Regions from separate parts of the Homo sapiens genome. Here regions 2, 3, 4, 5 and 6 are each linked to region 1. The links are chromatin loops, found by intact Hi-C in ENCODE. Cell type or tissue: GM12878. All regions are shown on one strand.

Region 1 (5,000 bases):
TGGCTTATCAGCAAGCGCCCCCCGCCAGACAGTGGAGGCTGTGCTGGGGCAGAGCTGCTTCCCCTTTGACATTGGCTTTTTTCTAAAACCGAAAATAAGCAACCGTGGCTGTGACTTCACTTTTCTTGGAACTGCTTTACATTACCCCCCAAATGGAGAAAACCCTCATTTAGCAGCTTTTGGATTGCCAAGTTCTCTAATTCTTTCTGTTGCATATTCTTGTAATGCTCAAGTTTTACTGACAAAGTCTTCTGCATCAGGTGAAGCAGGAGGAGGAAGGAATGACCATGTGAAGTAACTGAGCGCTTTGTTGCCTGGCCTGTGGGTGTGTGGTTTCATGGTTGAGGAGAAAAAGCACCTGGAAGACACAGTGTGTGTAGAATGCCTTCCAGTTCCAAGGGTGACAACCCTGCGATCTGCTGGCCAGCAGATGGGCTAGGGCTGCTGTTGCTAAACATCAGGCTACAGCCGAAACTTACAGAGCAGCTGCCTGCTTCAAGGACAAGGGGAAAAATGCATTTTCAGTCATAATGACCTACATTTAGCAGATATTTCGGAGCCCGTGCGAAAGGACATCTTCAAAGGGCCTCTTCCTCCTTGTGATAAGGGAGACAGTGATGTTAGTCAAACGTGGGGCCCAGTCCTGGTCCTGCCCGTTCCTGTCTGACTTTGGCCTTGGAAGTCTGTGAAGCCGAGACAATTCATCCTTCAAAGGGTGGTACCGGGTAAGTTCTTGGGAATGGAATCCCAAGATCCACTCCTGAGAGTGGATCTTTGTAGACAGGCACATACGTTGTTCTGAAATCATCTGTTGCTATCTCTGTCCCTGTTGGAGGCGCTTCCAGTGACGTCGTGATTGTGTCCTACTTATCTCAGTATCCCTGCCCAGCATGGGGTCTTAGGTAACATACATGGGCAGTCGGTCAATGTTAGGACTGGCTGGGTTTTAGGCTAGAAGACAGAGGAAATATACAAGCAAAGGCACAGTGTCTTAAATTTACACTTGGCCCGCAGCAGTTTTCAGAAGAAAGGAGCCCCCTGCTTAGTAGCGCCTTTTGAATTGGGCCCCCTGTGTAGTTTATAGCAGGCCTGAGGGTGCTGGCTAGACTGTTGGGGAGTGCTCTTTAAGCACAGAGGAAAGATTTGGTAAAGACATAAAAGGGTGGAGGAAAAGGAGCGAGACAGCCGAGTCCAAAAAACGATTCATGTGGTTTGGGCAGAATCTGAAATGAGAGTCCTTTGAGATTGACTGAACGTCTCTTGATAAAGAAAGCAAGTTCAGCTGGGCGTGTTGGTTCATGCCTGAAATCCCAGCACTTTGGGAGGTTGAGGCGGGCAGATCACCTGGGGTCAGGAGTTCAAGACCAGCCTGGCCAACATGGTGAAACCCCATCTCTACTAAAAATACAAAAAATTAGCCGGGTGTGGTGATGTGTGTCTGTGGTCCCAGCTACTTGGGAGGCCGAGGCAGGAGAATCGCTTGAACCTGGGAGATGGAGGTTGCAGTGAGTAGAGATCGCGCCACTGCACTCCAGGCTGGGTGACAGAGAAAAACTCTGTCTCAATAAAATAAAATAAAATAAAAATAAAAGAATGCAAATTCAGCTAAGAGTTAAGTGCCAGGGCCTGTGCTGGAAGCCGTCTCATGAGTCGCTTCATTTTACTGTCCCAGTACGCCTGGGAGGTCTGTTTCCCATCCCCTTTCACAGCTGTGAAAACCGCAGCCACGGAGATGAAGTCCTTTTTCCAGGGGCATCTACCTGGCAGCCGAAGAGCCAGGTGGTGAACCAATAGGTGCCCCTTGTCGTTAAGGGCACTGTTGTTGTGGGTGGCCAGGACCAGGCCCTTCCCTAGGGCAGCTCTTCCCCAGGGCAGCTCTGGGAGCTGATGGTCTCTACACGGGCGCTGGCCCCCCCTGCTGGTCTATGCACAGAAAATGGGATGACAACCCGTCACCAGAAAACAAGGGCACAGAATGGAGCAAAGGAACAAAATGGGGCCATGAGAAACTTCACCCCTGTCTACCCAGGAGTTCTGCCCATTATGGCCAAGCCCAGGTGGGGGTGGGGAGAGTGCTGGATTTGGCAACCAGATGGGTTCTGAGGGGCTTGCAGTGGGGCCAGCCCCACTGTTCATTCAGTGGATGACCTTGGGTGGGTTATTTTCACTGCCCTTCTGATATCCATAGAGAAGGGATGACGTGGGGTCAGAGAGGTTAAATAATTCGTCTGCATGACTGTTAACTGGAATCTGGTGCTTCAAAGTTCACTTTAGTGGCCTTTCTGTCGCCAAGCACCTGCTGGGTTCCAGACTCTGGATACACGAGGTGAAGGAGACACGTGGCTGCCCCCTGTGTGCATGGTATCTTCTTGGACCTCCCATTCCTCCTTATCGTTCCTGTTTTAAGCCCGAGGAAGTCCTGTGCTTTTAAGAACTTGTGCGGTTAGATTGGGCTCACCTGGGTATCGAAGCTAATCTCCCCATCCCAATGCCCTGACTAATCCCATCTGCAAAGTCCCTTTTGCTACGTAAGGTGTATGATATTCAGAGGTTCTGGGGATTAGGGCGTGGACATCGTTGTGTGGGGAGGGACATTCTGCCTACTAGACCCCAAAGATGTGTGTTCATACCAAATACAAAATACATTCACCCTGCCCCAAGGTCTCATCCCATTATAACATCAACTGAAGAGTCCCAAATCTGCTCTCAATCTCGTCACCTAATCACCTCAATCTGGTGCTGCGGAGGCTTTGGGTATGACCCATCCTGAGCAGTTCGTCTCCCTCTGTGAACCTGGAACTCACTAAACCAGTTACCAGGCCCTAAAGTGCAGTGGGTGGCCACCTAGAGGAGCACAATCTAGTTCTGTCCCTGATCCAAGGGACCTGAGATGTAATATGGGCAAGAAAGAAAAGGAAGAAACAATGAGGCTGTACACCCAGAAATACCAAACTGCCTAGCCTCCCTTCCTCCTGCTCACACAGGACAGGGAAAGGAGTTTCTCCAAAGGGCCTGTCAGCACCGAATTCCACATCCTGTGAGCTTGGGAAGATGCCAAGCTACACGCTTTCCTCCAGCGGGTACTGCTCATTTTAGAAAGTGAGTCAGTCTGGGCGTGGTGGCTCACAGCCGTAGTCCCAGCACTTTGGGTGGCCGAGGCGGGTGGATCACCTGAAGCCAGGAATTTGTGACCAGCCTGGCCAACATGGCAAAACCCTGTCTCTACCAAAAATAGAAAAATTAGCCGGGCATGGTGGTGCACGCCTGTGGTCCCAGCTACTTGGGAGGCTGAGGCAGGAGAATCACTTGAACCCAGGAGGCGGAGGTTGCGGTGAGCCGAGATCGTTCCACTGCACTCCAGCCTGGGTGACAGAGTGCCACTGAGACTCCGTCTCAAGAGAAAAAAGAGTCAGCACCTGCCCTGGGGTCTTCCATCAGACAGCTGTGCATTACCTCAGGTGAAGGTTTTCCCAGAGCACAGCTGAGCTTGGTCATCCTGCATGTAGGACTCAGTGTTGTCAAAAGTAGTTGATTATCAGCTCCACCTGGGCTGTTTTTAACCTGGTCCCTACCCATATCTTTAATTAGGATCCACGTGCTGGGGGCTCAGGAAGTCTAAGCTTTTAGAAAGCTCTCCGGTGGGTCTCGTCATCAACCAGGCTTGGCAGCCACAGATCTACAGCTTCCTGGCCCAGAGATAGCTGGGCCACAGGAGGGGTCAGAGCTGCCCGTGGCACTGGTTGTGAACTGGTGAAGGCTTCCTCTGGTGGGGACCCTGGAGCCCTGAGTACCAGGACCAAGGGGTCCATGCATGCCCCAAGCTTCTGAGGAGGAGAAGAAAGGAAGGATGGAAAAAGCCCATGTGGAGGAACAGGGCTGCTCCACCTCTTGGACGTCCAGGGCCATCTTGATGCTGGGCCGTTGCAAGGTAGTGATATCAAGTTCCCTTTTTAAAAAGCCCGGTGGCTGGATGCAGTGGCTCACGCCTGTAATCCCAGCACTGTGGGAGGCCAAAGCGGGCAGATCACCTGAGGTCAGGAGTTCCAGACCAGCCTGGCCAACATGGTAAAACCCTGTCTCCACTAACAATACAAAAATAAGCTGGGTGTGGCGGTGGGTGCCTGTAGTCCCAGCTACTTGGGAGGCTGAGGCAGGAGAGTCGCTTGAACCCAGGAGGCGGAGCTTGCAGTGAGCTGAGATGGCGCCACTGCACTCCAGCCTGGGTGACAGAACGAGACTCCATCTCGGGGAAAAAAAAAAAAGTGAGCCCTTTTACAGAAAACTACTAAGTAAACAATAGTACAGTGGTACCTGAGTGACTGATGTTTGGGTACTTTTTCCTGATGTTCTAAAATAGAGCTGCACTGTCCAATGTGATTGTCACCAGCCTCATGGAGCTGTGGAGTACTTGGAGTGTGCTGGTGTGATAGACAGAGTGGCCAAACTTAGTAAATAAAAGTGTAGGGTGCCTCCCATTCCACCAGTGTGGGCTGTGCACAGTGACTTCCTTCCAGAATGGAAAGGGGGATGAAAGAGTAACTTTACGGTGGTGAAACCTGACAAACTGCCTCAGCCAGCTGGCCAAGGTTAACATCAAGTAATACATCACGTTAATAGCACACATGGGTAAGATGCCTGAGGCCCTGGGAGGCCAGGACTTAGAAGCCTCAAATTCCACAGCCAGTCCTCACCGCCCTCACGTGGCTCCTGCAGAGAGTAGGGACAGTGCCCTAAGGGGACTTTGGGAGTCTCATGTGACCACATGAGGTCTCTTGAAGGCCTGGAGAGGCATTTGCGGACATGGTGTCTTCCATAGGTATGACAGCCGGGGTTGGTGCTTGAGACCTCTGGTCAGAGCCTGTAATGCCACGTCATGAATTGCCACAAACTTAGCAGCTTAAAAAAACAAATGTATTAATATCTCACAGTTTCTGTGGGTCGGGGTCTGGTAGGGTGTTGTTAGGTTCTCTGCTCAGGACCTCTTCAGGCCAAAATCAAGG
Region 2 (5,000 bases), 280 kb before region 1:
CTGTCAAGAAATGATCACTCTAGTTATTCAGCCAAACCTTGGAATATCCTTGTTTCTTCTCATCCCTGTGACCAAGCTCTTAGCAAATCCTGCCAGCTTAAGCATCACATAGATAGAGAACCCAGCTCCGTCTCACTGCCTTTAGCTCCCCTGCAGCTGGTGGGGATTCTAGAAAACTGGGACTAGGGGGTCAGCTTCCTCCTCTGCCCTTTCCACACCAACAGCCAGTAGAATCCTTTTAAATAGACGTCAGACCCTTCAGTGGTCCTGGCTTCCCATTGTGGTGTCAGCTCACTGTGCCATGTGTGCCCCCCATCTGCTCCTCACTGTGCTAGCCCAGTCATACGGAGCTCAAGAGATTTCCCCCTTGGGCCACCGGCTTCAGGGTGCCCCAAAACCCCCACTCTGCCCCACAGGGCTGCCAAAGCCAGCCTCCTTGACAACATCTGGCTGACGGGGAGGGGAGGGCAGTAAGAGCCGCCACAGAAAACAGGAATTCATGGGGGGAGTGGGGTTGAGGATTAACGTTGAGTTTCAAGACATCCCTCGCTCCAGCCCACTCTGTGAGCTGTCTGGGGCTCCGCCTACACACAGCTCCTCACCCTGAAGCTGCTGGGTTCCCCTGCATCACACGCCCACCTTCCCCAGTGAACCCAGCCACCAGATTTGACACAGGATCCGGTGATTGCTCAGGCCTCAGGAGGGGAGGGTTGCCTTCTGGCCCTGATATCTGATCAACCACAGAACACCCAAAACAAATCTCTGAACCAGTGACAGACAGCGCGACCTTTAAGGAAGGTGTAAGTCAGGAGAAGGCCATCTCTCCTATACATCACCTCTCCCAGCCCAGGAAGCTGGCCTGCCAATTGCCCCAGAGTCTGGCCCAGCCACTGACCAGGTCCACCCTGCCCTCAGCCAATGCACACTCTCCAGCCCACCCCAGGGCCTGCTGGGGAGATCAGGAATCGAAGAATGGAGCAGCACTTCCTCCCACCCTCTTGTAGGAGGGAGATGGGTTCTATTCAGATTAGGCAGAAACGCTGAAAAGTATTGTGACCTTGAATCCTAAATCCCCGTTAAAGTTGAGGCTTAGGAAGCACCTGAAATCACAAGGACTGATCATTAGAATCTATTTAAAAACAAAGAGCAGGGCCGGGCACAGTGGCTTAGGCCTGTAATCCCAGGACTTTGGGAGGCTGAGGCGGGAGGATCACTTGAGCCTAGGAGTTCAAGACCAGCCGAGGCAACATGGAGAGACCTTTTCTCTACTAAAAAGGTCGGGCGTGGTGGCTCATTCCTGTAATCCCAGCACTTTGGGAGGCTGAGGCGAGCGGATTGCCTGAAGTCAGGAGTTGGAGACCAATCTGATTGACATGGTGAAACCCTGTCTCTCCTAAAAATACAAAAAAATTAGCCGGATGTGGTGGCATGCGCCTGTAATCCCAGTTACACCGGAGACTGAGGCAGGGGAATTGCTTGAACCAGGGAGGTGGAGGTTACAGTGAGCCAAGATTGTGCCACTGCACTCCAGCCTGGGTGACAGAGTGAGACTCTGTCTCAAAAAAAAAAAAAAAAAAGAAAGAAAAGAAAAAACATTAGCCAGGCGTAGTGGCGTGTGCCTGTAGTTTCAGCTACTTGGGAGGTTGAGGCGGGAGGATCACTTGAAACCTGGGGAGATTGAGGCTGTAGTGAGCTGTGATCGAGCCACTGCACTTCAGCCTAGGGGACAACGTGAGACCCTGTCAAAAACAAAAAGAGCAAAATCCTGATTTAAGACTTAAGAACTCTGGTGGAGGGTGTGAGGGGTCTCTGTATTGCTGGTGACCAGCACAATGCGTGGTGCTGCAGGCGGCCTGGACAGATTTTTCAAATGAATGTCAAATGTTGTTCATACTTCTAAACTTTTAAGAAATGTACAGAATATGGCTAGGCGCGGTGGCTCATGCCGGTAATCCCAGCACTTTGGGAGGCTGAGGCAGGCGGATCACTTGAGGCTAGGAGTTATGACTAGCCTGGCCAACATGGTGAAACTCCATCTCTACAAAAAAAAACGTGTGTGTGTGTGTGTGTGTGTGTGTGTGTGTGTGTGTGTGTGTGTTTAGAGAAATGTACAGAATACTGAGCTTGGGACATGTAAAAGCATAAATTTTCATTTTTACTTTGACCTGCCTGAAAATAGAAGTGAAAATGTGTTTGCCACAGGGGAACCGCTCTAGGGGCATCTGATTTGCTCCTAGGCCAGGCCAGGACAGAGCTGTGACCAAGCGTGAGGGTGGGTGGTGCGAAGGCCCTGTGGTTTCTGGCCCAGCAGGACTTTGAAAACAATCTGTACCCAGACCTCACTCCAGAAGGTTCTGAGTCACTGGCTCCGGGGTGGGGCCCTGACATCTATATTTTCAAATGCTCCCTAAAGGATTCCATTGCATAGCCAGTGTTGAGAACCATGGGATTAGACAGAGTGAGGAATGTTCTGGAACTCAGCACTCAGTGTCTGCTTTGCTGCTTTCCATGAATTCTAGTTCCCTCTAGGAACTCTCCTTGCCCACCTGCTAATCAGCCAGAGGCCATCAGGAAGGCTGGCTTTGGTAGCATGGTACAGCAGTCACATCTCTCTAAGTTCCAAAGTCAGTTTCTCAGGTGGAAACCACCTGCCGTCCCAGTCACCCTCACAGATCCCTCATGGGTGAATGACATTTCTCAATGAGGAGTGGGTCCGGCACAGCCAGTCTGAACTGCAGGGCTGCAGTAGACCCCGTCGTTGAGCAGGTTTTAGAGGAAGAGGTTGGCCATGTCAGATGAAATCCTGGTTTCTTTACCAGGGAGAATCATGCTGGGCACTTTGAGGGGCGCTCAAGGGATAGGCAGGAAGAGCCAAGCCCATGAGGGAGGCAGATTCCCATCTGCCCCTAAGGTTCCCTCATGGGTCTGGCAGCCCGAGAGGCCTGTGGTATTTAAGCTGTTTACGCTTCTCTCCCTCTCCTCTCCACTTTCCTGCATCCGTGTAGTTGAGTTTGTGGAAGTTAAGCTTGCATACAGTGTGCCTCTACCTGACTTGAAGACAAATCACTTGCCCTCTCGAGCCTTGGGCACCTGTCTTGAGAGGAAGGGCCTGCGTAATAGGTTGGGCCTCCTGGATGCTCCCCAGCCCTGCAGCCCTGCAGCCCCACACACAGCTACATGTGTGCTCAGAAGGTAGCTGAACCCATTCTGTGCTTGGCCTTGTGTATAATCACTTGCATGGGCTAGGCAGGAGATTCCCTTGCAGAACTTGAAACTCCCTGCAGCACTGAAACTCCAGCCATCCCTATCTCTTGTGGTTGTTCTGAACCAGTGCCAGTCTTGGAAATGGCCTGTTTTGTTTCAGGCAGTCATAAAAATGCCTTAGGAGTAGAGACTGTCCAGGCCAGAGTCAGCCAGCCAGACCATGGAGGCTCAGAAGTTGTTGGGGCTGAGCTGGCCTCCCCCAGTCCTCACAACTTTTTAGTCATTTGCTAATAATTAAGAGCCAAAAGTTCTCATCCCATCTTCCCTCCAGCCTTTGGACTGACTGGGATGCCACCATTTTTTATACAAGGTTCAAGGTGAGATAGACTTTCTTTCCTTTTCCTTCCAAATTCTCATGTAGAAAAGCCGCATGCAACTTCCTGGTTTTTCAACTTGGCACATCCACATTATCTTTTTGCATTTATCTTTTTTTTACTACCTATACCCTGGCCTTTGAATTTTATAATACACTTTGCATTTTTCTAAATGCAGTTGGGGTTTTCCAGAGCTGTGCAAAGCCAGGAAATATGCATGTCATTTAAATGACTCCGGTTAACCTTTAGCCTTTAACTGGTTTCTCATAAAACTCGACTCTCTCCCAGCTATGGTTTGCATTCTTCAGAGCAGCAAAACTGATGAACATCTACAGCTTTCACTGTTCCCTGCTGGGCCCCCTTCCCTTTGCTGCCTCCAGTCTGATGAGCCATGCTGGCAGACTCTGGGAAATGTGAGTCCCAAGCAGTGTCTAGCAGAAGGTTCCAGACTAGATTGATGCAGCCCCTGTTGCCACTTCCTGAGGTCTCCCAGGGCCCCTGGCTTCAGCGGCTTCCCTTCCTATCATGGCATCTTGTTCCTATCATAGCACAGTAACCATAATAGATCCCATCTGTTTCCCACCAGAAACACAAGATCCAGACTGCAGATTGCACACTTGACTGTAGACAGGGACTCTGAGTGTTTCCTCACCCACTCCCGTGCGCGTCCATCCATCATTTGCTGAATGGTAGGCACTGTGCTAGCCACCAGAAACACAAGGACAGGACAGAGCCCTCCTCCCTTCAGGCATCTAGCACAGTGATGCACTTCAGCAGGTGGGTGCAGGTGCTCTGCTGGAAACTGCAGGATCAAGAAGAATACAGAGTAGTTGGGCCCTTGCTGGGGGTGGGTGGGTAAACAGGGACAAGAATTGCTTCTGGGCGTCCGAGCCTTTGAGCCAAGGGTTGTTCTGAGCCAGTGTGAAGCAGCAGACAACCTGGGGAAGGGCCTTCCAGGCAGAGGGGGCATCTGCAGTGAAGACACACAGGTATGTTTGGCTACCAGGTCAGTAGCCCGTGTCTGGAACATTGGGCGGTCCATTCGTTTCATATGGCTGCTGCTACACATTTCTACAACACCCAGTTATTCTCTTACAGCTCTGGAGGTTAGAAGTCTGCCACGGGTCTCACTGGGCTAAAGTCTAGGTGTTGGTCCTTCCCGAAATCTCTGGGGAGAATCTGTTTTCTTGCCTTTTCTGGATTCTAAAGGTCGCCTGTGCTTTGGCTTATGGCCCCTCCCTCCATTCTCAAAGCCAGCAGTGGCAGGATGAGTCCTTCTCACACTGCATCACTCTCACCTCCTCGTCTGCCTCACTCTTTCACTTTTAGAACCCCTTCTGATTAGATTGGGCCTGTCCAGGTAATCCAAGATAAGCTCCCCCAGCTCAGGCTCTTTGATTCAGTCACACCCATGAAATCCCT
Region 3 (5,000 bases), 260 kb before region 1:
GTACTGAGAATGCGTGCCTGTGCACGCCGAGGATGCAGAAAGGGACAGGGGACCAAGTGGCAGGTAGCCTTTTCTTCTAAACTGCTACCAGGTATTTGCATCCCAGCCTGTTTAGTGTTGCTGCTGAGTCCCCTCCACCTTCAAGAACTGTCAGCCTCTTCAGTAAGGAGACGTGGGGTCCCAGCTGTGGCTTCCTAAGAGCTGAGCGTGAGGGCGTTAGTGTGGCCATCCATAATGGTATTTGGGATCTGACAAGTCTCCAAACCACTTGTCCATAGACCCTCCAGGGCCCTGCACCCTGAGAACCAGCCTGGTGGGGCTGGAGTCCTAAAATCTGCACTTTGTCCCAGTACCGGGTGCCCCAGGCTGCCAATGGGCCTCCCTTCGAGGAACCCTGGATCTCTCCCAAGACGCTGTGTGTGAGCTTCAGCCTTTCCAGTTGCCTGCACATTCTCGCCCAAGTGCTGTGTGTGGGAGTAACTTTTCAACTCCTTCGTTCAAGAGCCTTTCCCACCCCTCCACTGGGCCCAGTCCTATGTGGGGGCCAGGACAGAGAGATGCCCAGGCAGTGAGCAGGTCAGACCCTGCTCATCCTCAGAGGCCAGGGTGGAGGGAGGCAGGTGACCCATGAGGAATCCCTTCCAGCAGTGAGACCTGTGGCACCCCATGCCCATTGATCATACCTACTTGCTCTGTGACACGGAGAGACAGCTGTGTGGGAATGGGCTTTCTGTGTGCTCTGCAGAGAGCGTGGCGGCTAAGGTGAGGCATGGGAGTCATAACCCCCAGGCTGAGTGAGCCAAGAGTGCATGTGGCCAGAGCGCCCCATTCCTTCCAGGTCAGGGAGCTCCAAGGCCCTGGGCCAGGCTGCTTCATGCCACCCGGGTTTGCCAGGACAGGTCATTCTCATGCACGGCTCATCGGCAGACGTGGAGCAGAGCTGTTTCCCACGGTCCCACACAGTGGACAGGGTCTCGTTTTCTTCCCTCTAACCCTTCGCTGTCCAACACGGTAGCCACTTGTGGCTGTCTAAATCTACATTAATGAAAATTAAGGTTAAATAAAATTAAACATTTCTGTTCCACTGTCACACCACATTTCAAGTGCTCAGTCGTGGATAGCAAGACAACGGAAAAAGGATATTTAATTGTATTTAATTTTAATTGAAATGCAAATAGCCACATGTGTGGTGGCTCTGTACTAGACAGCATGGTCGTAGGACATTTCCATCAATGCAGAAAGTCCTTTTGGGCAGCAGCGCTGTCTAGCAGGTGGGGTAAAATCAGGAAACAAGAAAGGCAAGGGTTTGGAGTCTTTCAGGATCCCAGCTCCGTCACTTTCTAGTGTGTGGCTGCATGCTGTCAACTCTGCTGGGGCCCAGGCGTCCTCGTCTGGAACTGAAAGCCCAGATTTGTGTGGCTACCTCCTCACCCAGGTGCGAGGACGGGGCAAAGTGAGGATGGTAACAGTAACAGAGGTGTGGACTGGGCACTTGCTCTCTGCTTTCATTCTTCCCTGCCTGGGACCCACGTGCTGTTTTCACCCCTGTTTACAGATGGGAAAGTAGAGGCCCAGAGCCTGTGCTGTGTTTAAGTGTCCAGCATGTGGCAGGAAGCAGAGACAGTGGGGATTGTGATTCTTACCTATCTAGCCAGAGTTGCACCTGGGGTTTGGAGGCACGGCTGACTGGGTACACAGGCTCTACACCCCTGCCAACTGTCTGACCACGGTGGCTCTGCCTATGACACACTTATTTACTATTGGACAGCCTGACTAGCTCTTTTCTTAACTTTTGCCTAAAAAAAATTCAATCCATGGCTTCCTAGCTCTGAACTTGCCTCTGTGCATCAAGCTGAAGAAGGTGCAGGAGTTTCAGAGCCAGTCATTCCTTAACAGGGAGGTAAGACTGCGGGGGACTCAGCAATTTGGAGCCTGGGCTTTCTCACCACCTATCATGCCCTCCTACGGTCCTGCCAAAATCTCCTGTCTCTCTTTCACCTTTCCCTTTCTCCGCCTGCTGGTGGATTTCCTCTGCCAAGAAATTAGCAAGAGCAGCTGAAGGCGGTGATGCACACGGCCCGGCCAAAGTGAAGTCACCCCTGCTCCTGCTGTGAAAGCTGCTGATCTCTTTCTTAGCACAGGCAGCCAAATGTGGTTTACCCTTCTGGTCCAGATTTCACTAACTTAGTGTGGCCCAGAGAATCTTTTTACAAGATTGGGGTTTGGTTTCAAGCACATGGAGGGACTTGGACCTGACTCACTTGGGCATTTCCTGCTTGGGGTCCTGGGAATTGACCTCCCGGAAGATAACATTAGCAGCACAACCTCAAGTCAGTTACTGACCCTCTCAGGGTCTCAGCTTTCTCATGTGTAATGTGCAGATAATGGTACTGCCTGGGCTGGGTGGTTTTGAGTGCTTAGCTCAGTGTCAGATGCTTATTAAATATTACACTGTAACTGTTAGTATCTGAAATTAGCATGGGTATATGTTTGCAAGTGGCTGGAACTTTTGAAGAGTTTATTTGCAGGGTTTGCAGATGAACTTTTAAACAAAGTCTGTAACGGGTTGAATATACCTTTCCATTGTGCTGGTACAGTTTATACTCACAGATTTCTTTCAGTTACTGCTTTATGGTCTGTCTGTTGAGACTGTGGCTGCGTGAGGGCCAGACCTTCATTTTCAGCCCTGCAGCCCTAGTACCTGGGACTGTGCTTGGCCCATAGTAGATACACAGTAACTGTTTGATGAATTAATAAATAAAGGAACAAATGTCATGTTATTTTTTCTTAATATGCTTAGTAAACTCTTTGTTCGTGTTATATTTTAAGTTCCAGTCCAGGTCTTCATTATAAGCTTCCAATTAAGGGCCTGAGTTACATTTCACTGAATAATGATAGGCAAAAACCTTCAGTTCTCGCAGTGATCTTCCTAGTGTCCCCAGTTCCTGGGCAACTATTTATAGTCCTAGGTGTGGCTTTAATAAGCCACCCTTGTTGATGGGTCCCCACCCTCCGCAGCCTCACCCCCAACAGTCCTCACTGCCCTCTTCCTCATATCCCAGCCCCAACAAAGGACAGGAGTTTCCCAAACTCACCATGTTCCCTCCTGCCTCTGGCCCATGGTACATGCCCCTTCCCTGCATGTCCTTGACTGTCGCACTCTGCGTGTCACACTCTGCGTGTCTTGTTCATTCTGTTTTCTCCCTACTGGGCTGTGAGGTCCTACAGAGCAGGGACTGAGCCTTTTATCTTGTCTCTCCAACACCTTGGATGTCCAAGGTAGGCATCCCTCCTCTCCACAGACGTCTAGTGAGCACATACCGTGTGCCTGGCCATGAGCAGTGAACAAAAATGACAAAAATCCTTGCCCTCATAGAACTAATGTTCTAGAAGATACTCCATAAAAGTTTCTTGAATGAATGGAGCTCCCTTTTTTATTTTGCCCTTCATGAATTTCATAAGTAGTTCGTGTACAAGTTCATTTTTTTCTTTTCTTTTCTTTTCTTTTTTTTTTGAAACAGGGTATCCTTCTGTTGCCCAAGTTGGAGTGCAGTGATGCAATTATGGTCACTGTAGCTTTGACCTCCCTAGGCTCAAGTGATCCTCCCACCTCAGCCCCCCGAGTAGCTGGGACCACAGGTGCACACCACCACATCCAGATAATTTTTGCTTTTTTTTTTTTTTTTTGTAGGGACACGGTCTTGCCATGTTGCCTAGGCTGGTCTCAAACTCTTGGGCTTGAGCAATCTGCCTACCTCAGCCTCCCAAAGTGTTGGGATTATAGGTGTGAGCCACCGCACCTAGTTCATTTTTAAAAGAATTAAAAACTCAGAGGGAAAAATAGTTTGAGATTCTCCATTTTTACCATGGCTGAAACGTAGTTTAAATAAGGCCATCTGATTGGGGGTGTGGTATTGTATTACACACAGCTGTGCTGATAAGATTGCGTTTCACTTAAATCACATGCTTCCAGAATGTTGCTCTGCTGCCCAAAGTTTATTAGTAATCAGTTTGAACACAAAAGATTAAAAACGTAAAGCAGGGAATTTGGTTTGTGAGGTATACGCTTTTGTTTAAGTCCAAAGGTACAGCTTGTCTCCACCAGAGGTCTCCTATATTTTACTGTTAATGTTTGAAGTATATTGAATTCCCACAAGCTAATTAAAAATCAGACTGCTGTGCCGGTAAGCATTCACTCTGTGAACTAATTTCTGCCAAACGGCTATAAATGTGTCCCCTGGTATGAAATTTAGACATTCTTTCCCATCAGAAAAGAGGCATGTGGTTTAGTCCCAACCGCTTCATTTGAGTGACAAGGAAGCTGAGGTCCACCTGGAAAGGTCGGTTGCCCTGACTGAGGCCACACAGCCTAGTAAGTGGCCCCACTGGGCATCAGACCCAGGCCCCTTCTCCATCTCAGCTCAGTGTTCTCCCCACCAAATCCTGCTGGTTCTTGCTGGGTGGAACTCAGAGAGCTGCTGTTACTCCTAAGTGCCAGGCACTATCCTAGCACCTTACAAACATCATTGAGTTTTCATAGTAACACTATAGGGACAGTATTGTTAATATCACCTCTATTTGCTGATGAGGTACCTGAGGGCCAGAGGGGAGACGGCAACAAGCCGAGGTCCCACACTGGTAAGGGGCAGAGCTCAGTCTAAAGCAGCAGGCGGCCTGGTCCTCACTGTGCCTTCACCACAAGGCTGAACTGTCCCTGGAGGCTGAAACTCAGGGACAGACACAGAGGGAGGGCCTGAGAGATGGGCAAGCGAATGCTCCCCGGACCTTCTGGCGGAAATGAGGTGAAGAGCCTCAAACCCCAGAGGTTTGGTGGAAAATGGGAGGCTAGTGCTGGGCCCACAAGGGTCAGATCCAAGAATATGCTGGGGAGGAGCCAGCAGTCCCCCCAGAGAGGCCCAGTGGCGCTGCTCTCCACCTCTGCTTGGCCCATTGCTGGGCTTCTTTCAAGATCAATTTAAAACATTACCTCCTGACTGGGC
Region 4 (5,000 bases), 59 kb before region 1:
AAGTGGTTCTCATGCCTCAGCCTCCTAAATTGCTGGGACTACAGACATGCACCACCACGCCCAGCTAATTTTTGTGTTTTTAGTAGAGATGGAGTTTGGCCATGTTGGCCAGGCTGGTCTCGAACTCCTGACCTCAAGTGATCCACCCACATCAGCTTCTCGAAGTGCTGGGATTAGAGATGTGAGCCACCATGCCTGGCCTTCATTCCCTCTTGATGGACACTTGGGCTGTTTCCAATTTTCTGCCATTATAAACAGTGCTGCTGTGGCTAGAATTTCTCTGGAATATATTCAGTGGACTAGCAGTTCTCAAATTTTAGCATGCACCAGAATCACCTAGAGGGCTGGTAAAGACACAAGGTTCAATCTAGAATCCCACGTTGCATTTACGCTACTACTTTTTCTGTTTTTTCCTCTTAAAAATTAAAAAACAAAAAATAGAAACGGGTTCTCACCATGTTTCCCAGGCTGGTCTCAAACTCCTGGGCTCAAGCAATCCTTCCACCTCAGCCTCCCAAAGTGCTGGGATTATAGGCGTGGACCACCATGACCAGCCCTATTCCTTTTTAAATTAATAGTAATAATAAGCAAACCTGGAAAAGACCCCACACGTCCAGAGGTGTTCAGGTGAGGAGTCGGGGGAAGGATCATGAGACAGGATCAGCGTCTTGACCCAGACTTGCTTGGGCCCTGCAAGGACCTGTGGGACCTCTGGGCCCCTCTCACCTCCAGACAGGGCGGCTCCTCCCCACACCCAGCTGGGTGGAGTGGGTGACCTATCTATACTGCTGGCCCTGTGGGCCCTGTAATTAGAGAGATCTACTGGAGTTCAGCATCTCTATGACCTAGGAGAGTCCCTACAAAGAGTCTCAGGCTTCCCCTCTGTGGAGGAGTCCAGGGTGGGGGTGAGAGGCTCTGAGGGGCTGCACTCAGAACCTGGGTCTTTCATTTATTTGGCAAATCTTAAATGTCCCAAGTATTCACCAAGCCTTGTGCTGGTGCTGGGGGGACAGCAGAGAGCCTGACACTCCCAGGGGGCTCCTCATCAAAGGGGAGGCCTACAGTAAACAAATAATTACACAAATAAATATAGAAAATGAACTGTCACTTGGGGAGGCGTGGGTCTTGGAGTGGGGTTTTGAGGTGTGAATAGGAGTTCACAAAGCCTCAGAGGAAGGGGAAGGACTACGTTATTCATAAAAATCTCACTGGAAATGAAAAACACTTTGAGGGTTCCGCTGTCTGTTGTCAGACTACCCAAATACCATTGCCAGGAAATTCCAGCAGGCCCACACAGCAGAGCGGTCCAGGGCCAAATAACTTCAAAAAGTAAAATTAGAAAAGCCTCTCTGAAAAGTAGCTGTACACCTAAAGTCTATGTTTAATGTGGCCCATAGATGTGTTTTGTAGGTTTGCTCTGATGTGGATTGGGGTCCCCCAAGCAGTTGTACCAGTCACACCTCTGAGCTCCTAAAGCAGCTCTGGCAGCCAGGCAGGAAAACCATGGGCAGTTTCTTATAAAGTTAAACATTCACCTACGCTGAGACCCAGCAGTCCCACTCTCAGGTATTTACCCAAGAGCAAAGAAAGCATGTGCCCATCAAGATCTGTGCACAGATATTCATAGGAGCTCTGCTCCTAATAATCCCAAACTGGGAAACGTCCCAAATATCCATCAACAGTGAGAATGGATAAACAAATTGAGGTACCTCCATACAATGGGACACTGCTCCCCAATAAAACATTGCAAACCATTGCACACACCACGTCATGCACCGCTCTCGCACGTGTTGTGTTGTGTGAAACAAACCAGACAAGAAGGGACGCATCCCAAGTGACTGATTGGTTTATGTACAGTTTAAGAACAGGCAAATCTCACTGCTATTTATAGATGGCACAGCAGTGGTTACCTCTGCTAGTGGGGCCGGGGGTCGCTTGTGTACTGGGAAGGGGCTCCAGGGAACCTTCTGGAGGCTGAGGGTGCCCTTGATCCTGATTTGAGTGGTGACTATATAGGTATAAAAAATGATCAAGCTGGACACTTAAAGTCAACATAGTTTATGCACTTTCACGTGTAAACATTATTCCTTAAGAAAATAAAAACAGCACCAGTGGCTCCCCCCTTCCCTGCAGACTCCCCCGACACCACCACCTCCTTCTTCGCCTTGCATCGGTACGATAAGGCACTTGCTTGACGGGAAAGAGAAACTCAGCTGCCAGCTGGGGTTCATTTGCACTTTCCCCCGCCTGGTCTGCGGTCTGGCTGTGCAGCTAGCCGCTCTGACGGGGAGGAGGGGCCCAAAGCCACTGCCTGCCGCCTGGGCAGGGGAGAGGGGCACGTGAGGCTCATGGCAGAGGCACAGCCAGCTTCTTGCATGTGCCCTCCCCGGGGAATGTCTGCAGAGCCCAAGACTGCCACGCCGTGGGCACAGCCCTGGCAACAAACAGCCACTTACCCAGTCACCATGCTCTACTTCTCAGCTGCAGCCCCACGGCCTGGACTCGCTTGCCCAGGCCCCCCAGCCACAAATCCTGGGCCCCTCCCTGAAACCTCCAGACACAAACTCACTTCAGGCTGGGGCCTTGGTTTCCCCATCTGGAAAAGGGGTGAAAAGCCCCATCTTTCCAGTGTAGCAGTCGAGGCATTTGCAGCAGGTGTTTGTGCTCAGTGTATCGATGTAGGAGGCTCTCAAAAAGGATGTAGAAAACATGAATAGTTATGAGTCCTGTTTTAATAAAATTAGAATAAAAAATAAAAGCCAGGCAAGGTGTTGTGCGCCTATAATCCCAGCTACTCATGAGGCTGAGGCGGGAGGATCACTTGAGCCCAGTTCAAGCCCAGCCTGGGCAGCATGATGAAACCCAATCTCTACACAAAATACAAAACATAGCTGAGCGTACTCCCTAGCTACTAGGGAAGCTGAGGTGGGAAGATTGCTTGAGCCCATGAGTTTGAGGCTGCAGTAAGCTTTGATCACACAAGTGCACTCTAGCCTGGGTTACAAAAAATAAAATAGGCCAGGCACAGCGGCTCACAGCTATAATCCCAGCTCTTTGTGAGGCTGAGGTGGGAGGATCACTTAAGCTCAGGAGTTTGAGACCAGTCTGGGCAACACAGCAAGACCCCATCTCTACAAAAAAATTTTTAAAAAATTAGCTAGGCATGGTGGCGTGTGCCTGTAGTCCCAGATACTCAGGAGCTTGAGGTGGAAGGATCACTGGAGCCCAGGAGTTCAAGGCTGCAGTGAGCTATGATTGCACCATTGCACTCCAGCCTGGGTGACAGAAAGACCCTGTCTTTAAAAAACAAACAAACAAACAAAAAGAGTGAAAGATAAACAAATAATTAAATTTAAAAATAAATAGAACTAGAAGAGGAAGCCCAAACTATTTCTGAATGTGTTCATCTGAGAAGAGGGCAAAATGTAAAATACACACCAATTGTTTCACCATTATTTTCCCCCGAAGTTCGGATTAAAGAAAGGGAGGGGATTAGCGCTTCAACACACCTCCCTTTGTCCTGGGTGTCGTGCTTCAGCATGTGTGGATGGTAGCTTTGTGGTTAAAAAAAAAAAAGAAGAAGAAATGAGAGCAAAAAGTACTTTGAGAACTCTTTGTAGCTGTCACGTCCCCAGACCCTGTGGTGAGAACCTCCAGGGACACCTGTGAACATGCATGTTCCCAGGCCCAGCCTCAGGGGTCTGCACGTTTAAGAAATGGATGCACTTGTCTAATGATGAGGGCAATGGTGCCGGACACTGCCCACGTGTCTGCTCTCTAGGACAAGCCCTTGAGACAAGTATCATTATCCCGTTTAAAGACGAGAAAACTGGCAGGGTGTGGTGGCTCACTCCTGTAATCCCAGCACTTTGGGAGGCCGAGGTGGGTGGATCACCTGAGGTCAGGAGTTCAAGACCAGACTGGCCAACATGGTGAAACCTTGTCTCTACTAAAAATACAAAGATTAGCCAGGCGTGGTGGCGCACACCTGTAATTCCAGCTACTCAGGAGGCTGAGGCGGGAGAATCGCTTGAACCCAGGAGGCAGAAGTTGCAGTGAGCTGAGATCATGCCACTGCACTCCAGCCTGGGCCACAGCATGACTCCGTCTCAAAAAATAATAATAATAACACAAAATAATAAAGATGAGGAGACTGAGGCCAGCATGGCTTTGATTCTGGCGTGAGAGTCCACAGTCTGGAAGTATCTGATTTGGCACTCCTATCCCTGAAGGCCCCACTTTACAGGTGGACCAACTGAAGCTGAGGGAGATGACCAGACTTATCCAAGGTCAGGGCCAATGAGGGGCACTCAGGTCTGAGGTTCCCTTCATTTCCCCCAGGGGAACCTGGTGAAAGTAAGCCATGGATTCACCCCCAGACTCTTCTCTTGTGCCCTGAAACCTGATTTCTCTAAGACCCACAGCCTAGGAAGGCTGGGCCAGGGTGAGCCTGGATAGCTGCTTCCCCCGCCATTCCCCCACCCACCCCAGGCCAGCAGGCAGTCATTTCTTGTTTTCTGCCACCGCTGGGTGTTCTGCTCTGACGAGGAGGCCCCAGGTAAACAGTAAGGCTGCCTGAACATGCACTGCTGGCTCGACCTTCCCCAGGCCCCCCAGCCACAAATCCTGGGCCCCTCCCTGAAACCTCCAAACACAAGACCCAGTTTTGCATCAAATGAGTCTGCAGAGGGAGGGAAAGGAAGCTGCCTGTGGAGTCAGGTGGAACCTGGTCAGGTGTGTTTGTGTCTCTGAGCCTCAGTTTCCTCATTTGGACACAGAGCTGGTAAGATCAGCCTTGTAGATTCTATGTAAGGATTAGAAACATCACCAGGGTAGGGCCTGGCACATGTGCTGAGAGGCCGGAGGGTGGTGGTTCTAGCAGGGGGTCTGGAGCCCAGTGCTTGGTTTAAGTCCCAGCATAGGACTTAACTTCCCTCTGTCCACCCAGGTCACACTCAGAGGATATCTGCTGAGCACCTATGGTATACCAGGCACTGTGC
Region 5 (5,000 bases), 160 kb before region 1:
AAAATTAGCCAGGCATGGTGGCACGCACCTGTGGTCCCAGCTACTCAGGAGGCTGAAGCAGAAGGGTCACTTGAGCCCAGGAGGTTGAGGCTGCAGTGAGCTGTGATTGTGCCACTGTACTCCAGCCTGGACAACAGAGCAAGACCCTGTCTCTAAAAATTAAATAAATAATTGCAATTTATTTATTTATTTATTTATTTTATTTTATTTTATTTTTGAGATGGAGTCTCACTTTGTCACCAATCTTGCTTCACCACAATCTCCGCCTCCCAGGTTTAAGCATTTCTCTGCCTGAGCCTCCCGAGTAGCTGGGATTACAGGTACGTGCCACCACACCCGGCAAATGTGTGTATTTTTAATAGAGACAGGGTTTCACCATCTTGGCCAGGCTGGTCTTGAACTCCTGACCTCATGATCCACCTGCCTTGGCCTCCCAAAGTGCCGGGATTACAGGCGTGAGCCACCACTCCCGGCCACAAATGTTTTTAAAAAGCTCAAAAGAGACCAGGCACAGTGGCTCACGCCTGTAATCCCGGCACTTTGGGAGGCTGAGGCAGGCGGATCACCTGAGGTCAGGAGTTCAAAACCAGCCTGGCCATCATGGCAAAACCCCATCTCTACTAAAAATACAAAAAATTAGCCAGGCACAGTGGTGCACATCTGTAATCCCAGCTACTCGAGAGGCTGAAGTACAAGAATCCCTTTGAGCCTAGGAGGCGGAGATTGCAGTGAGCCGAGATCACGCCACTGCACTCCAACCTGGGTGACAGAGCGAGACTCTGTCTCAAAAATAAAAAAAGTGAAAAATAAAAAGCTCAAAGAAAAGCAAATTCAGGGGTCACTAATAAAAATGGAACTCAAGGTGGAAGGGTGGGGTGGGGAAGGGGAAAGGGACTCAGACTGGCCTTGATCCCTGGTCATGACTTTCGTGGGAGCAGGAACAGAAACCCCAGTATGAAGGCAGGACCCTGAAGGGCTTCCCCCATCCCATGGGAAGGTACATCACCCTCTGCCCAGCCTAGGAACAGCCCGAGATTGGATAGCGGGAAGTCTAAGAAATTGAAAGTCTGAGCCTGGGAGTGTGGGGGTGGGGCAGGGCAGGGGAGACTGAGGTCTGGGTTGATTCTACTCTGGGTTGCTGGAATCTCATGCCGGGAATTCAGTGTGAATGCAGGTCCCCAGCTGGTGAAATCCCTGGAGTATTACTCAAACTCAACGCATCCCTTTTGGGAAACGTCTCGTCCTGAGGGGTGTGGGAGCCCAAACGTGCACAGGCACACGCAGCAAATCTCCCCGCTGAAGATGAGCTCACAATAAAGCTTAGAAACCACCAGAAAAATCCACCACACGGGAGAATCCACAGACAGAGCATCAGGCACAGCAGGTCCATCTGGGTGGTCTGTGCTGGAGTGGCTTATAGATCTGATGTCAATATGAAATCGCAGCTCTGTGGCTGCAAAACCCCCTTCCCGTTTACACCCCCAAATCCTCAGTCACCACCGCTTCTCACAAATGCCTCATGGGAGCATGAGTTTTGTTTTGAGGGATACAGGGAAGAACTGACATTTCTGCTGGGGTCCACGGGATTGAGGAGCAGAGGGAGCCCATGTGCAGAGGTGGGACTATAGGAAATCCGGTCCAGTTCCGTACATTTGGGAGACTGGGGCTGGAGAGGCTGTGAGGATGTGAGTCCTTGGAAATTAGAGATCTGCAGGGGAAGGCTTGGCTTTCCACAGGGGATGGAACTCAGGTTTGGGGGCTCTTACTTAGCCTAAAGAGACACTCGACTCTCCCAGGGTCAAGGGGAGGAAGCCTGTGCTGGACCCAGGTGGTGAGCTGAGGTCCCTGCTCTCGTGGGGTGAGGCTGGCCTGGGTAACTTTTACCTGGCCACGTGGCTACAGGAACACAGAAGGGGAGGCACAGCTTTGGGGGACGGTGACTTTTTTTTCTAGAGACAGCAGCAGGTCTGGATTTGAATCCGGACTCCACAGGGCGTTACTGAGTTTTCCCATGCCTCAGTTTTCCTCTCCATGTAATGGGGGTAATAATAGCTCTTCCTCCAGGGCACTGAGAGGACTGAATGAGAAAACCCACTTGACAAGGCAGCTGGCCCAGAGGACAGGCTGGGCGAATGGTCATGGAGTTTATTACTAATGAATGAAGGGCCGGACCCACAGATGAGTCACACAAGTGAGCCACTGATCGATCTGATAACAATGAATGGACAAATGAAAGAAATGAATCAATGAATGAAATGCTCAGGGCCTGCCTCCCAGCACCACAGAGAGGGGACCTGGCCCTGGGGAGGGGAAGGAGGGCAGGAGAGGCCCACCCCCTGAGTCAGCTTCCAGCAGCTCCAGCTCAGAAAAAGTTCAGCGGCCAGGTGACGGACACATGGCGCACACCTGTGACGCCCCCCTTAATCACTCCCCCACATCGTGCCAAGGGGATCGAAGGATTCCCCTGAGTCATCTTCCTGCAGGCCAGCCTGCAGCTCCTGCAGCTCCCGGTTCCTCCCCCTGGCCCGGCAGAGGGTGATTAAGGGCTTTTTGGGGGAAATGACAGTTAAAAGACTCAGCAAGGAGTGTCCAGCCTGGCGAGTCAGGGGCTGTGGGCAGGACTCAGGAAGGGCCCCCTGGCCCCTTCCTGGCCTCAGAGGGAGCCTCGTCCGAGTGGCAGGGCTTGCTGATCCTTGAAGTGGGAGAGGGATAGCCCCATCCACCACAATAAGTAATAGGAATGACAATGAAAAGTTTGTTGGGCCAAATTCTGTGCCCAGGGCTGCTCGTTTGTTTCTTCATTTAGTCCTCAGCTCCCTACCGAAGGCAGCCGTCTGCTGAAACCATAAGAAATTGCTGATTGCCTGTCTGATCTTGACCCACAAAAATGGCAATCTCATGTGTCATTCGATCTAATAGTCCCATTATTCCTATTTTGCAGAAAATCACGGCTCAGAGAGGCTGAGCAGCCTGCAAAGGAGAGCCAGGGATGCTGCCACCCAAGCCTGGGAGAGCCTTGGGGTGCCCAGGCTTGGGGCTGAGGGAGGCTCCTGGTCTGGGAACAGAAGTGCCCAGGGGACACTAGAGCAGAGCTAGGCTGCACCTGCCCCCTGGGGGAAGGGAGGTGGGGCCAACACTGGGGACGCAGGGCTCCCTCCTGGCGATCCCCAGGCTGGGGGAATTTGGTGCTGGGGATTTTGAGCAGTTAGAGGCTGGGTAGGGGCTTTCTTGCCTTCTGGCTGGGGCCCCGTGGGAGTGGGGGAGTTGGGGCTGCATCCATCTGTCCATCCATCCAGGGAGTCTCTCCAGTGGTGGCCGTCACTGGGGCCGTCTGCAGAGCCTCTCTGGGGCATTAATTTAACATGCAAAGGGGAACCCAGGGAGAGGGCAGTGCTGAACCCAGAGGGAGGGGGTGGGTGATGGTGGCATTTTGGGCAGACTTCAGTATGGTTTTCTCCCCAGAGAGTGTCTTTCTAGAACGTCTTTCTAGACTCCTGGGACACTGGTGTAATTGGCCTGTGAGGCCAACCAGCCCCAGATGTTTCTGGGAATTTGGAGACCTGCCCCCTGCAAGGGACTCAGATGCTTTCCGTGGAAGGGGCCAGGGAGGGGAAGAGGCACCAAGGTCTCACTGAACCGTCGTGGTCACTCTGAACATTCATGCCACTTGGCATGAGCCCTTCACTCTCCAGACTGTAAAATCAATACCTGGCCCAAATAGCAACAACAAAGAGCAACAATACCCCTTACCCCATCCACGTGGCACCTCCTGTCTGTCTCCAGGGCGCTGCGCTTCATTAAGCACCACACACCCAAGAGCTCAAGGGAGTCTCATGACTAGGCATCTGCAGGGGCTCCTCTGTTTCTCATCTTTCAGGAAACCAAGGAAAAACAGAGAGGTTGAGTAACTTGTCCAGAGTCACACAGCTCTAAGAAGTAGAGTCACCTACTCCAGAGGCCAAGGCAGGAGGATCAGTTGAGCCCAGGAGTTCGAGGTCAGCCTGGGCAACATAGTGAGACCCCCATCTCTTTAAACACAAAAAAGTGGAGTCAGAAACCAAACCGAAGGACTCTGGACCCTTGTACTCTTGGCTGCACACATCTTACCCTCCTGAAGAAATGTTTGCTGAGATTACAGACTTGGTTAAATTCATGACAGTCCATCTATGCCATGGGGCCATTAAAATAGTGATTTGGAGGCCAGGCGAGGTGGCTCACACCTGTAATCCCAGCACTTTGGGAGGCTAAGGCAGGCAGATCATCTGAGGTCAGGATTTCAAGACCAGCATGGCCAACATGGTGAAACCCTGTCTCTGCTAAACACACAAAAATTAGGCGGGCATAGGCCGGGCGCGGTGGCTCACGCCTGTAATCCCAGAACTTTGGGATGCTGAGGTGGGCGGACCACAAGGTCAGGAGATTGAGACCATCCTGGCTAACACGGTGAAACCCCATCTCTACTAAAAATACAAAAAATTAGCCCAGCGTGGTGGCAGGCACCTGTGGTCCCAGCTACTGGGGAGGCTGAGGCAGGAGAATGGCGTGAACTCGGGAGGTAGAGCTTGCAGTGAGCTGAGACTGCACCACTGCACTCCAGCCTGGGCGACAGAGCAAGACCCCATCTCAAAAAAAAAAAAAAACAGGCGTGGTGGTACATGCCTGTAATCCCAGCTACTGAGGAGGCTGAGGCAGGAGGATCGCTTGAACCCGGGAGACAGAGGTTGCAGTGAGCCACCACTGCACTCCAGCCTGGGCGACAGAATGAGACTCCATCTCAAAATAAAATAAATAAAATAAAATGGTGATTTGGAGTATTGCTTCCCTGGGAAAATGCTCATGGTATGTGTATCCTTAGAGGAAAAAGCAAGTTGTAAGAGTTTGGAAACCATAACCCCATTTTGTTCATTCAAAAATTATTTGCATAGAAAAATGACCAGAAAACAGTTACAAATTACAATGTTGGCAACGATGATGCTGAGGAGGAAGAGCAGGGGCCCATG
Region 6 (5,000 bases), 180 kb before region 1:
TAGAAAAGCAGACTTAGATAAACATCTCCTTTGGATATTTATTTCCGCTTTTGGCAGCAGGTGAACATTTATTTTTAAAACTTCTATTTAAAAGAAGTCCAAAAACATCAACACTAAGGTTTGATGTCATGTGAAAAGTGTAATAATAACAGTTAAGATTTCATGATCATTTTCACTGGACCTTTCCTGATATTTTGTTTCAGAGTTCTTAGTGTGGCTTTTTCCATTTATTTAAGTGATTCTTTGTTACTCACTAACTCTGCAAGCCTGTGGAATAATGAAGTACCTTCCTGGAAAGTTTGGATTATTTTTTAAACAAAAACAAGGGAGATACATGTATTCTCAGGTACACACAGAGCTGAGAGGGCTGAATGGTTTTCTGCTATAGCAGCCGAGAGGCCTCCCATCATGGAAAGATTTCTCCAGGAAAAGGAGGAATGTAGCCAGCTCCCCACTCAGGACGCTTCCTCATTTCTCTTCACCAAAACCAAACAGAGACAGCTTCCAGCACCTTCTTCAGTGTTACCATCTCTAAGAAGGAACCAGTTGGGACCGTGAAGACTCCCGACCCTGTGGCCATGATGGAAATCAAAGGAAGACACCCTCTACGTCACCTGCCCTCGACTGTGTGTGCCCACATGTGCCGAGAGATGGCCCAGAGCCAGTTCCCCTCCAGCTGCAAGGGCATGGTGTCCCCAGAGCTCTGAGTCTGTCACTCTCCCTCTGCTACTGCTGCTGATCTGAATATGGAAACCCCATGGTTCCCTTCCCCATTCGGACTGGGTGTGTACAAGCAAGGACCCAGATGCATCAGACACAGCCCCCAAGATGTTCCTTTCTACTCGGCCAGCTCGGGAGCCAGACACAGCACTCACAGCCCAGGCCGTGATCCACCCTCCCCAAGTCCACCAGGGCCAGCGGCCCCTCACCTCTCTGGTCACTGGTGAGACCTTCCACAACTTTCCTCCAGACCTGCCAGCAGATGTGCCCACCAGGGGCATTAGGTATCCGCCGGAGCCTGGCCATAGGGTAGTCTCGGGAGCCGCGCTGAGATCTTTTGCCACCTGCATTTTAGAAGAACATGGTCTCTGTCTCCTCGGCCCAGCCAGCTGTCCCGGCAAGGCCTGCCGAGGGCAGTTTTCAACCTCATGAAGGAAACACAGTCCTGCCAAGGAGGGGGAGTGGCGCCCATGGGGACAGGCCTCAGTCCTTAGAAGCCCTCTGGGTAGCTGTGCCCACCCAGCCTTCATGGCTGCAGGTACAAGGACCTTTGCTTCCATAGAGAAAACGCACAGCTCAGAAAGGGGGCCACATGGGCAGAAACCCAAAGGAAGGACAAACCACGACCACCGTGGCCATCTGCAGAATCCCTGGAAGAGAAGGAAGGCAGGGTGGAGCGGGGGGAAGACCATCATGGAGAGAAGGACCACAGCATCAGGAGACGGGACACGCCACACCCAGCAGGCAGCCTGTGTGTTGCTTAATTTTTTAAGAGCAAGAGGGGTAGAGAGGATCAAGCTGGCCCTGGCTGGAGATGGCTAGCCCCTGAGACATGCACTTCTGGTTTTGAAATGACTCTGTCTGTGGGGCAGCAGAAACTAGAGAAGGCAAGTGGCTGCCCCACCCCAAGGCGTGACCAGGAGGAACAGCCTGCAGCTCACTCCATGCCACACGGGTGGGCCACCAGCCTGCTGTCAGAAGTCTCTGGGCTCCAACTGGTCTTGTAACCACTGAGCACTGAAGGAGAGAGGTCTTGGTCAGGGCTGGACAGCATGCCCGGGAGGACCAGCAGAGGATTAAAGGTGACTGGGAGGACCAGCGGAGGATAAAAGACACTGCTCAGGGCAGGGCTTCTACCCTGCATCCCTGGCCAAGAAAAGGGCAGTCCCCATGTGGGCTTGCAGGGTCACTCTCAGGGGCCTCTTTCAGCTGGGGCTGGCAACTTGCGTCTGGGGGACACCTCCAGGTGTGTGGGGTGAGGATTTCCTATAACCAGGGCTCCCAGAAGCTTTGCTTATGTAAGGAGGTCTGGGAGCCAGCCCATTGGAGGCCACCAGCCATTTTGGCTTCAAAGGACCCCACCTCACCCAGGTCTCAGCGGCAGTGGGCACAGCTATGTCTTCAGGAGCTCCCGTCAAACCTCATAGCTGGGGCGCTCCCAGACAGGCCAGTCCAGACAGGACACGCTGGGCCCCTGGCATCCAGAGGAAGAGCCAGGAGTGTGGGAAGGCCCACAGTGGGGGCTGTGGCTTCTGACACTCAGGTCATAGCCTCAGAGGTCTGAGGTCAGCCCCCACAGACCCATCCGGCCCGCCCCCCAAGTCCCTGCAGAGAGCACTTAGAGTTATGGCCCAGGCCCTGGTCCACCCTTCCCCTGTGCACCTCCGGCTGGGTTTGCCAAGTCAGGGAGCAGGGCTGGCCGCAGGAACTCCCAAACCTTGGCTTTGAATATTGTTGTGGAGGTGTGCTCGTCCCTTTCTGGACGTGCAAGGTACCTGTCCCAGCAGGTCAGATGGGGCCAGCTGAGGCGCTCCCCCAGGCAGGAAGGGCCAGCCTTCACCATCGCGTGGGATTGGGAGGAGGGGCCTCCGTGAGCAGCCCCTCCTCTGCCGCTGTCCCAGCCCAGTCCCTCTCCCGGAGCCTTGGCAGCCTCCCACAACCCAGACACTTGCGTTCACAAGCAACCTAAGGGGCAGGTGAAGAAGCGCAGCCCTGCCAGACGCGCTAGATTCCTCTAAGGTCTCTGAGATGCACCGTTTTTTAAAAAGGCGTGGGGTGAACTGATTTTGATCTTCTTGTCTAGATGCAATAAATAAATCTGAAGCATTTAATGTAGTCATCTTGACATTGGGCCTACACTGTACGAGTTCCTTATGTTTCCTTGAGCTAAAAATATGTAAATAATTTTTGTCCCAGTGAGAACCGAGGGTTAGAAAACCTCGATGCCTCTGAGCCTCGGGACCGCTCTAGGGAAGTACCTGCTTTCGCCAGCATGACTCATGCTTCGTGGGTACTGAACACGAGGGTGGAAATGAAAACTGGAACTTCCTTGTAAATTTAAACTTGGCAATAAAAGAGAAAAAAAGTTACCAAGAATGTAGCGTGCTGCTCCTGGGGGCTGTGGCAGGAGGCCGTGGCCTGGCACAGGGGAAGGTTCCCAGCCAATGACCCCTCATCCCGGCGCAGCTGCTTGGCAGGGGTGTGGTGGCTGGAGCCCCTCCCTCTCCCTCCTCCCCGCACCAGGTTCCCTCCCATCCCCAGGTTCCTAAGAGGTTGTCGGGGCTCATACAACCCGGGAATAACTGCTAAGGGGCAGTTGGCACCATCAGGAAATGTCCCCGCCCTACCCCTGCCGGGTACAGGGAGCGTGGTCCACATTCTGCATCTTTTCCCTGTTGGGCAGGTGGCTGCCCATCCAAGCCTCAGGCTCTGCATCTGTGGATTTGGACAGCCAAGCCCTACCTCGCAGGACAAGCGTAGCGAGCAGCGTCATTGTTGCCAGGCTGGGCCGAGGGAAGCAGGAAGGCTCCCCACCGAGGACAGAGGTGAAGTGCGGGGGTGGACATGACTCGGAAACACCAACGTCCACCAGCGTGAAACCCTGAAATCCCTGGAAACAGGATCACAGGTTCTCAAAATCTCACCATCCAGCTTAAACCCTACCCAGAAATGGCAGGGAACTTCTGGGTCTTGAGAGGATAACCAAGTTGAGTCGAGAAAGAATGAACAAGGGACCCCCTTCCCCCACCGCATGCCAAGGGTTGGGGTTATGCCAACAGAAGGAGGAAGCCACTGCCCAGGGCAGAGCTGCCCTCCCATGCCCCCGCCTCACCCGGGTCTCAGGCCTCGTGGGCATTTACATGTCTGAGACCCGCTGGGTGACAGCTCCTCCCTCCTTGCATTCCCAGCCCAGGTTCAAACCCAGGGGTCGCCTGGGGCTGGTTGAGAGGCTGGGGCCACTTCTCTGGTGCCCCCAGAGCATGTCTGTATATCCCCTGCTCTGCGGTTGGAAGTGGCCTGCGTATACCGGCTGCTGTCAGTGTTTTCCCCAGGGCCTCGGGAGGGTTCCCCTCGGTAGCCATGAAGCGAAGCCTCGCAGGGTCCAGTGATTATGCCCAACAGGCCCAGAGCGTCCTGACTCTAGCCGGAGGGCGGGGCCAGCAAGGGCAGGTGGTAGTGACCTGCCTGCGGGTGACCTCTAGGGGAAGACCGATTGCCGGCCAGCCAGCTGCTGGAAACCCCCTTCCCCCACGTCCTACTGCTCTGTGGCACTTCATGGCGTTGGGAAAAAACCCTTAACGTCTAAAGAGCTTTTCTCCAAAGGAAAGTTGGTTCTGAATCACCCATGGGGTGAAGGGGCTTCCTGGGGATTCACTTAAGGCTGCCCGATGGGCAGTGTGAAGCTTCCCTTCCCTCCACAGGCCCCGGGGCTGCTGGCCCTGCTCCAGCCCTGGGTCTACCTGCCCCACTTAGAGACCAGCCACCTGGGCTCCCAGGCCGTGCGCCTGCCTTGGGGCCCAGCCTGCTCTGCAGGTCCCTGCAGTCCTGACACTGCCTGGCTCAGTCTGACTTCCTCCCAGAGGGCAGCACGTGCCCCCTGAACACATGCCTGCCGCCTGCCTGTCACCTCCACTGACGCTTCCTTGCCCTTTTTTTTTTTTTTTTTTTTTTGAGACGGGGTCTTGCTATGTTGCTCAGGCCGGAGTGCACTGGTGTGGTCCCAGCTCGCTGCAGCCTACATCTCCCAGACTCAAGCAAACCTCCCAACTCAGTCTCCTGAGTAGCTGGGCCTACAGGCAAGTGCCACCACACCTGGCTTTGCTTCCTTGACTCTTGGTTTGCCCTTTAAATTCAATTTTTTTAAGAGGAAGACTTTTCGCTGGAAACAGAAAACCAGCACCACTGCAGCATTCATTTCCTAGGGCCGCCATGACAAATGATCACAAACAGGGCAGCTTAAAACAGTAGATATTTACTCTCCCACAGTTCTGCAGGCCAGT

The links. Hi-C counts contacts between places; a loop is a spot of excess contacts. Peaks named below come from ENCODE experiments on the same cell type or tissue, not always from the same donor. Only the 100,000 strongest peaks of a DNase experiment are listed, where the experiment ranks them.
Region 2: a loop joins it to region 1, with 3 times the contacts of the local background. A loop is called at or near these places in 4 of 110 quality-filtered maps.
Region 3: a loop joins it to region 1, with 2.3 times the contacts of the local background. A loop is called at or near these places in 5 of 110 quality-filtered maps.
Region 4: a loop joins it to region 1, with 5 times the contacts of the local background. A loop is called at or near these places in 14 of 110 quality-filtered maps.
Region 5: it touches region 1 in a loop (10-fold over the local background); 2 of 110 quality-filtered maps call a loop at or near these places.
Region 6: it touches region 1 in a loop (5-fold over the local background); 2 of 110 quality-filtered maps call a loop at or near these places.

The regions. Positions count from the first base shown.
Region 1 is chr16:11,354,956-11,359,955 of GRCh38, forward strand. All of the region lies in intron 1 of LOC105371082 (a long non-coding RNA gene), which reads left to right. Among named protein-coding and RNA genes, the nearest start is that of RMI2, 12 kb to the left of the region's middle. RefSeq lists enhancers at 1-148, 326-475. In GM12878, CTCF peaks have their summits at 24 and 1,918 (motif pointing left); DNase peaks (open chromatin) are centred at 306, 1,203 and 1,884; H3K4me3 peaks cover 1,244 bases; H3K27ac peaks cover 1,440 bases.
Region 2 is chr16:11,075,913-11,080,912 of GRCh38, forward strand. The region is part of intron 19 of CLEC16A (C-type lectin domain containing 16A); the gene reads left to right. Among named protein-coding and RNA genes, the nearest start is that of CLEC16A, 130 kb to the left of the region's middle. In GM12878, no CTCF peak of the experiment used is centred here; DNase peaks (open chromatin) are centred at 679, 2,299 and 3,837; H3K27ac peaks cover 3,829 bases.
Region 3 is chr16:11,098,307-11,103,306 of GRCh38, forward strand. The region is part of intron 19 of CLEC16A (C-type lectin domain containing 16A); the gene reads left to right. Among named protein-coding and RNA genes, the nearest start is that of SOCS1, 160 kb to the right of the region's middle. RefSeq lists an enhancer at 2,244-2,353. In GM12878, a CTCF peak has its summit at 2,026; DNase peaks (open chromatin) are centred at 1,757 and 2,185; H3K27ac peaks cover 1,886 bases.
Region 4 is chr16:11,295,465-11,300,464 of GRCh38, forward strand. All of the region lies in intron 1 of LOC105371082 (a long non-coding RNA gene), which reads left to right. Among named protein-coding and RNA genes, the nearest start is that of MIR548H2, 8.6 kb to the right of the region's middle. RefSeq lists enhancers at 2,019-2,198, 2,330-3,013, 3,467-3,516. In GM12878, a CTCF peak has its summit at 2,416; DNase peaks (open chromatin) are centred at 1,580, 1,815, 2,287 and 3,577; H3K4me3 peaks cover 917 bases; H3K27ac peaks cover 3,524 bases.
Region 5 is chr16:11,199,606-11,204,605 of GRCh38, forward strand. No RefSeq gene overlaps it. Among named protein-coding and RNA genes, the nearest start is that of SOCS1, 54 kb to the right of the region's middle. RefSeq lists enhancers at 1,659-2,858, 2,851-3,647, 3,681-3,760. In GM12878, a CTCF peak has its summit at 3,114 (motif pointing left); DNase peaks (open chromatin) are centred at 3,186 and 3,773; H3K4me3 peaks cover 392 bases; H3K27ac peaks cover 3,050 bases.
Region 6 is chr16:11,179,094-11,184,093 of GRCh38, forward strand. CLEC16A (C-type lectin domain containing 16A) reads left to right here. Exons shown (of 24, transcript NM_015226.3): 24 at 1-3,093. Among named protein-coding and RNA genes, the nearest start is that of SOCS1, 75 kb to the right of the region's middle. RefSeq lists enhancers at 1,615-1,774, 2,531-3,416, 3,417-4,303, 4,269-4,398. In GM12878, a CTCF peak has its summit at 4,196 (motif pointing left); DNase peaks (open chromatin) are centred at 1,591, 2,908 and 4,218; H3K27ac peaks cover 3,807 bases.